2 separate regions of the Homo sapiens genome follow, and region 2 is linked to region 1. Evidence: read pairs that join two places in POLR2A ChIA-PET (ENCODE). Cell type or tissue: PC-3. All regions are shown on one strand. Links, peaks and the distances in the headings refer to the core of each region. The heading gives the core; the rest is flanking DNA.

The links. Peaks named below come from ENCODE experiments on the same cell type or tissue, not always from the same donor. Only the 100,000 strongest peaks of a DNase experiment are listed, where the experiment ranks them.
Region 2: POLR2A ChIA-PET joins it to region 1 with 12 read pairs; 2 of 35 experiments call an interaction of 5 or more read pairs at or near these places.

Annotation. Positions count from the first base shown.
Region 1 is chr17:67,996,454-68,001,831 of GRCh38, reverse strand. C17orf58 (chromosome 17 open reading frame 58) reads left to right here and starts at 5,363. Exons shown (of 4, transcript NM_001382359.1): 1 at 5,363-5,378. In PC-3, for the core only: no CTCF peak of the experiment used is centred there; a DNase peak (open chromatin) is centred at 2,331; H3K4me3 peaks cover 336 bases.
Region 2 is chr17:68,325,899-68,331,276 of GRCh38, reverse strand. The region is part of intron 2 of ARSG (arylsulfatase G); the gene reads right to left. Among named protein-coding and RNA genes, the nearest start is that of ARSG, 37 kb to the right of the region's middle. In PC-3, for the core only: no CTCF peak of the experiment used is centred there; a DNase peak (open chromatin) is centred at 2,406; H3K27ac peaks cover 1,432 bases.

The DNA.
Region 1 (5,378 bases), core at 259-5,258:
AAAAAAATACAAAATAAATTAGCCGGGCGTGGTGGCGGGCACCTGTAATCCCAGCTAGTCGGGAGGCTGAGGCAGGAGAATGGCGTGAACCCGGGAGGCGGAGCTTGCAGTGAGCCGAGATCGCGCCACTGCACTCCAGCCTGAGCGACAGAGCGAGACTCCGTCTCAAAAAAAAAAAAAAGAAAAAGAGCTTAGTAGTTTTTCTAGACACCTACTAAAACCAGTCAGAAAATATAAAAGAAAAAATATGCTATCCACATTACATCAAAAATATAAAATACCCAGGAATTAAATCTAAGAAGAAATGTTTAGAGCTTAGACGAAGAAAATGATAATACCCTAGCCGGGCACGGTGGCTCACGCCTGTAATACCAGCATTTTGGGAGGCCAAGGCGGGGGGATCACTTTAGGCCAGGAATTTGAGAGCAGCCTGTCCAACATGTCGAAACCGGGTCTCTACTAAAAATATACAAATTAGCCAGGCATGGTGGTGTGTGCCTATGATCCCAGCTACTCAGGAGGCTGAGACAGGAGAGTCGATTGAACCTGGGAGGTGGAGGTTGCAGTGAGCCAAGGTTGCAGTGAGCCAAGATCGCACTACTGTACTCCAGCCTGGGCTACAGAGCCAGACTCCATCTCAAAAAAATTAAAAAAATAAAAAAATATACTGTCTATGTTAAAGATGATAGCTCAGATTTCAGATTTAGGAAGGGATGGATTTATCTGTCAATTGGATTAGACAACTTTCTGTTACTCAAGAAAAAATTAAAATTAGATTCTTACATCAGACTACAATACCAAAATAAATTCCAGATGGAATCAAGATTTAACTATAAGCATTATAAAAATATACGGAGATTTTATATATATATATATATATATATATATATATATGCGCGTGTGTGTATATATATGTGTGTGTGTGTGTGTGTATATATATATATATATATATATATATATATATATATATATATATATATATATAATTTTGATTTCAAGAAAGTCTTTCTCGGCCAGGCGCAGTGGCTCACACCTGTAATCCCAGCACTTTGGGAGGCTAAGTAGGGTGGATCACAAGGTCAGGAGTTCAAGATCAGCCTGGCCAACATGGTGAAATCCCGTCTCTACTAAAAATACAAAATTAGCCGGGCGTGGTGGAGCATGCCTGTAATCCCAGCTACTGGGGAGGCTGAGGCAGGAGAATTGCTTGAACCCAGGAGGCAGAGGTTGCAGTCAGCCAAGATGGCGCCATTGCATCCAGCCTGGGCAACAAGAGCGAAAATCCGCCTCAAAAAAAAAAATTTTTGATGGATTTTATGATACATAATTTTAAAGTTCTATGGCAAAAATCACTAAAAGGTTTTAACAAACAAAATTTTGACAGGAAATATTTGGAACATATATAGACAAACCATATGAACAGGCAATTAACAAAAGAAGAAATGCAAATGGCCAATAAATCTATGAAAAAAATGTAAAATTTCACCTGCCATTAAAGAAATGTGCATTAAAACGAAGATAATTTTTTTTTTTTTTTTTTTTCTGAGACGGAGTCTCGCTCTGTCACCCAGGCTGGAGTGCAGTGGCATGATCTCGGCCCACTGCAACCTCTGCCTCCCGGGTTCAAGTGAGTCTCCTGCCTCAGCCTCTTGAATAGCTGGGATTACAGGTGCATACCACCACACCCAACTAATTTTTGTATTTTCAGTAAGAGATGGGGTTTCACCATGTTGGCCAGGCTGGTCTTGGACTCCTGACCTCAAATGATCTGCCTTCCTCAGCCTCCCAAAGTATTGGGATTACAGGAGTGAGCCACTGCACCTGGCCCCCACCCCCATCTCTATTAAAATAAGAGAAAAGAAACATAAAATAACGAACCAACAAAATAATAATACAACTCATTGTAAGTAAAATGCTATCCTGAGTTCTGTGAGTCACTCTAGAGAATTCAAGTTCTCTAGAATTACCACCTCAGCTGGCTATTTTATTTTTATTTTTATTTTGTAGAGACAGTTTCACCATGTTGCCCAGGCTGGTCTTGAATTCCTAAACTCAAGTGATCCGCCCGCCTCAACCTTCCAAAGTGCCAGGATTACATGTGTGAGCCACTGCGCCTGGACTTCAAATTCTTTATTATACAACACAGAGTAGATGCTCAATAAATATCTGCTAAGCAGAAACACACACTCAAAATACCAGAAATTATCAAGGAAGGGAATGCCAGTTGGTCTCTTGGGTTCTTCCTCCTGACAGGTATACACACCTATTGCAGAGACAAACACTTAGGCTGTCAGAAACCAATACTGTTAAACATTCCAATCAGGTGACAAACTCCCCAGGCTCTGGTTTATATTACCAAGCACCCTGAGGATAACTTGGCTTCCTCTGTGGCTTGTTTATAGAAAGAGAATGCTACCCAGGCTGACATGAGTTTGCATTTCTGATTTGATTTCTCATTGTAAATTAATAAACTGGCATTCTGGCTACATAGATCAGTCTCTTTGAACTCTTTGTACCTTCCACCATTAGTGTGGTTTCTTTTTTTTCTTCTTCTTCTTTTTTGAGACGAAGTCTCGCTCTTGTCCCCTAGGCTGGAGTGCGATGGTGCGATCTCGGCTCACTGCAACCTCCGCCTCCCGGGTTCAAGCGATTCTCCTGCCTCAGCCTACCAAGTAGCTGGGATTACAGGCACCTGCCACCATGCCTGGCTATTTTTGTATTTTTAGTAGAGACAGGGTTTCACCATGTTGGTCAGGCTGGTCTCAAACTCCTGACCTCAGGTGATCCGCCCACCTCAGCCTCCCAAAGGGCTGAGATTACAGGCGTGAGCCACCGCGCCTGGCCCATTAGTGTGATTTCTAAGGCTCAAGCCAGACACTGCCCAAGACCCAGGACTGGACTCTGGCAGGTTCTTCCAGCTGGTGCCACCCCAGGAGCCTCTGGGAGCCCCTGGGAGCCATCCAGCCTGCTCCCTGCCTCTACATTTCAGGGTGTGGGTTTCAGGGCATTCACAACATTCCTGCAACAGAAGAGTTTCGGGAACACCCCCAATAGGTTCTGGGTGATTTGAATGTAATGGTAAGAAGGTATGTTAGAGATGTGGTTGTAACTGAGAAATCTTAAGCCTAGTGAATTTTATTCCACTTGACTTAAAGAAAGAGCACGTGAAAGAAGGGGATCTGAGGACATCTATAAACAGGGCCCCAAGGGCATGAATTTACTAGTGTTTATCTGGTCTTGTCTAGGGTCTGGAGACCCTGACTCTGGTATACCCAAGCTTTGCAGGGGCTGTAGAGGTTTACTCTTTTGGATGGAGAATATAATTCACTCCTCTAACACCTGAATGAGGGAAGATTAGCTCATCTCCTTAGCTGCAATTTGATTTAATGCTCAACAGGCAAATTTCTTTTCTTTTTTTTCTTTTTCTTTTTCTTTTTTTTTTTTTTTTTTTGAGACAGAGTCCTGTGCTGTTGCCCAGGCTGGAGTGTAGTGGCGCAGTCTTGGCTCACTGCAACTTCTGCCTCCTGGGTTCAAGCGATTCTCCTCCCTCAGCCTCCCAAGTAGCTGGGATTACAGGTGCCCGCCACCATGACTCGCTAATTTTTGTATTTTTAGTAGATATGGGGTTTTACTATGTTGGCCAGGCTGGTCTCGAACTCCTGACCTCGTGATCTGCCCACCTTGGCCTCCCAGAGTGTTGGGATTACAGGTTGAGCCACCGCACCCAGCCAGCAAATTTATTTTCTTTGATTTAATGCTCAACAGGCAAACTTCTTTCCTCCTCCTCCTCCTCTTCCTCCTCTCCTTCTTTTTTTTTTTTTTTTTTTTTTTTGAGACAGAGTCTCACTCTGTCACCCAGGCTGGAGGGCAGGGCAGTGGCGCCACACTGCAAGCTCCGCCTCCCAGGTTCACGCCAGTCTCCTGCCTCAGCCTCCTGAGTAGCTGGGACTACAGGCGCCCGCCACCACGCCCGGCTAATTTTTTGTATTTTCAGTAGAGACGGGGTTTCACTGTGTCAGCCAGGATGGTCTGGATCTCCTGGCCTCGTGATCGACCCACCTTGTCCTCCCAAAGTGCTGGGATTACAGGCGTGAGCCACCACACCTGGCCCTGCTCTCCTTCTTCTTCTTCTTCGTTCTCCTCCTCCTCCTCTTTTTTTTTTTCTTTTTGAGACAAAAGTCTCACTCTATCACCCAGGCTGGAGTGCAATGGCATAGTCTCAGCTCACTGCAACCTTTGCCTCCCAGGTTCAAGCGATTCTCCTGCCTCAGCCTCCTGAGTAGCTGGGACTACAGGTGTGTGCCACCACACCCTGCTAACTTTTTTGTAATTTTAGTAGAGACAGGGTTGCACTAATTTGGCCAGGCTGGTCTTGAACTCCTGACCTCGTGATCCGCCTGCCTTGGCCTCCCAAAATGCTGGGATTACAGGCGTGAGCCACTGTGCCTGGCTCCTCCTCTTTCTTTTCTTTCTTCTTCTTCTTCTTCTTCTTTTTTTTTTTTTTTTTTTTTTGAGACAGGGCCTCTCTCTGTCACCCAGGCTGGAGTGCAGTGGCACAATCTCGGCTCACTGCAACCTCCACCTCCTAGGCTCAAGTGATCCTCCCACCTCAGCCTCCCAAGTGGCTGGGACCACAGATGCGAGCCACCATGCCTGGCTAATTTTTGTATTTTTTGTAGAGACAGGTTCTCTCCATGTTGCTCAGGCTGGTCTTGAACTCCTGAGCTCAAGAGATCCTCCTGTCTCGGGCTCCCAAAGTACTGGGATTACAGGCATGAACCACCCTGCCTGGCCTCAACAGGCAACATTCTGATTAATAATTAGACCTCTGGGCCCGGCGTGGTGGCTCATGCTGTAATCCCAGCACTTTGGGAGGCCAAGGTGGGTGGATCACTTGAGGTCAGGAGTTTGAGACCAGCCTGGCCAACACGGTGAAATCCCGTCTCTGCTAAAAATACAAAAATTAGCCTCGCATGGTGGCATATGCCTGTAATCCCAGCTACTTGAGAGGCTGAGGCACGAGAATCGCTTTAGTCCGGGAGGCAGAGGTTACAATGAGCTGTGATATATAATGAAACAGTTTTACTAAGGAAGCAGTGACTTGGTTTCTCTAGAAATTGCCTAACACACACATTCCAGGATACATTCTCTGTCATCTGGAATCTCCCTTCCACAAACCCACGCTGTCTTAAGCACTATTTTCCTATTTGTTGTTGACCTAATCTAGAAAAAAGCTCCCGTCACTCGTTCTCCCCCACCCAGTCCCTCAGTCCCGAAACACGCTTATTCTCTGCACTTGTCACCCCACCCTTTGCTGCCCCCACCCCAGCGCGCAAACGCACACAGGTTTAAAGTTTAGGCTGTGATGCTCTCCTCGC
Region 2 (5,378 bases), core at 177-5,176, 330 kb before region 1:
TCTGTCTCAAAAAAAGAAAGAAAGAAAGAAAGAAAGAAAGAAACAAAGAAAGAAAGAAAGAAAGAAAGAAAGAAAGAAAGAAAGAAAGAAAGAAAGAAACCCTGTCTTTGCTAAAATACAAAAAATTAGCTGGATGTGGTGGTGGGCGCCTATAGTCCCAGCTACTCGGGAGGCTGAGACACGAGAATTGCTTGAACCCAGGAGGCAGATGTTGCAGTGAGCTGAGATCATGCCACTGCACTCCAGCCTGGGTGACAGAGTAACACTCTGTCCCCGCCCACCACCTCCCCCCCCCCCCGCAAAAAAAAAGAAATAAAGAAAAGTAAAGAAAAGAAAAAGGTAAAGAAAATGCAGCGTCCCTGGTTCAAGAATCACTAAAAATTTTAAGACAGAGACAGCAAAGCCTGCAACCAAGCACAGGGTCTAAGTGTGCAACTGCCCAGGCCACAGTGCCCCTAAAGCTAGCCCTCCACAATGCCATCAGCCTTGTCTTAAATCTCTCAGCCCAATGGGCTTCCCAGGCCAGGAGAAAACTGCTTGTTGGTCTCAGGGCCCCAGACAGCGCTCCCATGTGGCATGTGGTTGCTTCCTTTGCCAGTTTCTGCAAGTTTATCTGGGCTTTCTTTAGATTTTTCCCTACATACCAGCTATTCCTATACCAATCTTCCCTCTCAGTAAATAGCACCCCCCACCCTGTCACTCAAGTCACAGTCATCTGAGGTTTCTCTCATTCCCTCCTGCCTCTCCACAGCTAAATTATTAGCATGTCCTATCAACTCAACTTCCAAATATATCCAGAATCTATCCATTTCTCTCCATCTATCTGCTCATGTCCTGGTCCAAGCTACCACCACCTTGTACCCAGATCCTAGGGCCATCATGTCAAACAACCCAAGGGCCACCATTCACACCACAGTCCAGAGGTGAGCAATATACAGTCTCCCCAGCTATAAGTGGCAGCCCTACTTACTCCCCACTTCCAATTCCTGTCTCCAATTCCCCCTCCCCTCATTTTCCATGGTGCATCCAAAGTCATCTTTAAACTTTTTCTTTTTCTTTTTTTTTTTGAGATGGAGCCTCACTCTGCCACCCAGGCTGGAGTGCAGTGGCTCGATCTCAGCTCACTACAACCTCCACTTCCAGGGTTCAAGTGGTTCTCCTGCCTCAGCCTCCCAAGTAGCTGGGATTACAGGCACATGCCACCACACCCAGCTAATTTTTGTATTTTTAATAGAGACAGGGTTTCACCATGTTAGCCAGGCTGGTCTCGAACCCCCAACCTCAGGTGATCCACCCGTCTTGGCTTCCCAAAGTGCTGGGATTTCAGGAGTGAGCCACCACACCCAGCGTCTTTGAAAATGATTATCACCTAGCATGAGTACATACAGCCCAGGATAGCTTGAATGCGGCCCAACACAAATTCATAAACTTTCTTAAAACATTGATTTTTTTGTGATTTTTTTTAGCTTATCAGTTATCGTTAATGTTAGAGTATTTTATATGTGGCCCAAGACAATTCTTCTTCCAACATGGCCCAGGGAAGCCAAAAGATTAGACACCCCTGCGATTAGTCCCTGGCTGGAAACCCTTTCATGGGTTCTTATTGCAGTCAAAGCAAATTCGAAGTCAGCACGGTCTACAGGCCCTCCATCACAGCCTCCCAGCAGGGGAGCTGGAGCACAGTTAGGCCCAAATGAACCAAAAGTTTTCTTAGACTGTGCTCATCTCAGCCCCTGGGGCAGCCAGTGGGGCCTGGGGCAACTCGAGGCACCAGAGCTGTCCAATGTGGGCTCTGTCTGTTACCCGCCCAGCTCCACGGAAAGCAGTCCCCTTACAGCACAATGTGGAGACAGCCCTCCACTGCCAGCCTCAGTGGAGGTCCTTGGAAAGGGGCACAAATATCACTAATTTCCAGATGTGACATGACACGGGAAAGGTGGGAACTCACCACCCCAGTGATCTGGACCCTGTGTGGCATCAAACCCCTCCTCCCCAAGCTCTCTCCCGTCCAGCCAGACAAGGTGAGTTGCTTTTTCTAGAACACCCCCAGCTGGTTCTGGCCTCAGGCCCTTTTCTTGTTCCCTCTGTCCTAATCACTCTGCTCTGGTCTCCACATGGCTGGCCCCTCTTGGTCAGCTGGACTTCAGCTCTCATTTCACCTCCTGGGGAGGTCTCCCTGACCCGGCTACACCCGCAGCAGCACTGTTCGAGTTTGTCCCTAACCCTTATCATATCTGACTTTATCTTGTTCAGGGATTTGTCTTTTTGCTGCTGCTGGCTCCCTTATCCAGATTAGAGTTCCACAAGAGCAGAGGTATGTCTGCCTAGTCTCATCACTGCCCTGGGGTGTAATTCCAGACCTCAAGAATGCTGTTTTTCCACCATCAGCAGCTCAGGTCCTGCACTCTACCTCGTAAGACCTGTTTCTTCCAGTCTGGTGGGAAAGCCATAGCCTGCATCGACACTGGCTTCCTCAGCTGGGTTCTCTGCAGGTCCCATGACTTCATCCCTCCAGCATCTAGGCATGTAGACCTGAAGACACCACTGGACATCCCTCCCTTTGTTCATCTCTCTGCCTCCAAACAGACACATGCGTATCACCTGCCATCTCAAACCTTTCACCTACAAGCTCCTGGTCTAGTTCAACCAACCACGACAGAGCTAGCTGGGGAGCTACAGCCCTTTCCATCAACGAGTTTATACTCTAGCAGAACTGTCATATGTGGATAATAAGAGAAAATAAGATGAGCCCTATCTGAGAAATACAAAGAAAATGCTATGGGAGGCAGAGTGATAAGAAAATTAAAGGCACGGAAAGACAAGCCTGGGTCCAAATACGACCCCAACTCTGTCTAGTGTGAGACTAGACAGGTAACTCAATCTAAGCCTCAGTTATCTTCTTCTGCAAAATGGGCATAATCAGACCTATCTCATCAAGTTATTTGAAGAATTCCATAAGGTGATGTACATAAAGTAATTAGCAAAGCATCCAGCACAGAGTAGGTTTTTAAAATTCATGGCAGGCAACATGATGACTGCCATCACCAGCTAAATGGGAGAAAGAGAACATTTCAGTGTGTGGAGGGGCAATAAGTGAGCGGGATGTGAGTGGATGGAACTCTGGGGGTGAGTGGCATTTCGATGCTGCTGCTGCTATCCTGGTATCATGTACACTGCCACACGTATGTCACATGTCAACTCAGACTCAACATGCACTGAACCAAGCTCAGCATTCTCCCTCCAAAAGCTGTGACCACCCCCTCCTGGTCAAGCAGTGGCACTGAGGCAGTAGAGACCAAGGCATTATCTTCAAGTCTCTCTGCCACTTCCTGCATCCTTCAGATCCTCCTCATTCCCAATGACGCCACCCAGGATCAAAATGATGGTTGTCCCTCACCCGAAGCACTCTCTCTAACCCATGGTAGCACGCTGATTGGTCATGCCATTTTGTAGCCCCAAGTCTCAGCCACCATAACCCGTCATGCTCTGGCTCAACCTACCTATCAGCCTCTGAGCCATGGCTGCTTGCTGTGGGTTGGGCTGCGTCCCCCCAAAAGATATGTTGAAGTCCTGAGCCCTCTACCTTAGAATGTGAATGTAATTAGAAAAAGGGTGATTGCAGAGGTAATTTTAAGTTAAGATGAGATTATACCGAAGTAGAGTGGGTCTTGATGCAATGTAACTGTTGTCCTTATTTTAGAAGAGCAGAGAGACACAGAGAAGAGAATGCTGCGAAGACACAGAGACACACAGAGGGAAGATGGCCATGTGAAGAAGAGGCAGAGATGAAAATGATGCCAGCACAAGCCAAGGAATGCCTGGAGCTACCAAAAGCTGGAAGAGGAAAGGAAGGAACTTCTCCTAGCGCTGTGGAGGGAGTGTGGCTCTGCCAACACCTTGATCTTGAACTTCTAGACTCCAGCATTGTAAGATAATATATTTTGGTGGTTGTAAGCTACTCAATTTGTGGTACTGTGTTACAGCAGGCCTCAAAACGAGTACACCTCCCTGCGTGTCTCCAGGGTCCAGCTCAACAGTATTCTTTTTCCTGGAACATCTGGAATCCCTCCCTCCCCCACGCCCCACTCAACTCTCCAGCTCAACATGTTAACTCTGTTGTATCTCTGCTAAATAATGCATTACCCTCTTCTTGCCCTTCCAAACTCCTACTTGTCCTTCAGAACCTACTATTATCACAAAGTCTTTCCTTACCCTCCAGGAGGATAAGCCCTGACTTTGACTTCGGAAGCACGTGAAACTGTCTTGCAGCCTTTTCATGTCTAATGTAGACATCTGCCTGTTGTCTGAGCACTGACTATTGCTACCATCAGTTGTGTTTTGCTGTAGAGCATCCACTCTTTCTCTGGCCACTCCTTCCACATGACTCATGGGGCTGCTGACGACTGTTGCTTGATGCACAACCACCCACCCCAACCCACCACAAGAAGTATTAGTTTCCAGGTGTGACACAACACGGGAAAGGTGGGAACTTGCCACCTCAGTGATCTGGACCCCGTTTGGCATCAACTCCCCTCCTCCCCAAGCTCTCTCCCCTCCAGCCAGACAAGGTGAGTTGCTTTTACTTTCTGCTTTTTTTGTTTGTTTGTTTTTTAGACGGAGTTTCGCTCTTGTCACCCAGGCTGGAGTGCAATGGCACGATCTCGGCTGACCACAACCTCCGCCTCCCAGGTTCAAGAGATTCTTCTGCCTCAGCCTCCCAAGTAGCTGGGACTATAGGCATGGGCCACCACGCCTGGCTAATTTTTGTATTTAGAGTAGAGACGGAGTTTCACCATCTTGGCCAGGCTGGTCTCAAACTCCTGACCTCAAGATCCATCCACCTGGGCCTCCAAAAGTGCTGGAATTACAGGTGTGAGCCACCGCGCCAGGCTGAGTTGTTTTTTCTAGAACACTTCCAGCTGGCTCTGGCCTCAGGCCCTTTTTGTGTTCCCTCTGTCCTGATCACTCTGCTCTGGTCTCCACAGGGCTGGCCCCTCCTGGTCAGCTGGGCTTCAGCTCTCATTTCGCCTCCTGGGGAGATCTCCCTGACCCGGCTACACCTGCAGCAGCACTGTTCGAGTTTGTCCCTAACCCTTATCATATCTGACTTTATCTTGTTCAGGGATTTGTCTTCTTGCTGCTGCTGGCTCCCTTATCTAGGTTAGAGTTCCACAAGAGCAGAGGTATGTCTGCCTAGTCTTGTCACTGCCCTAGGGTATAATTCCAGACCTCAGGAACGCTGTTTCTCCACCAACAGCAGCTCGGGTCCTGCACTCTACCTGGTGAGACCTAATGATAGTTTCCCATGTAATGTCCCACCTGGATACTAATGCAGTGTGGGACTCCACTGCATGCTAATCAAACTAGCACAAGCTTCT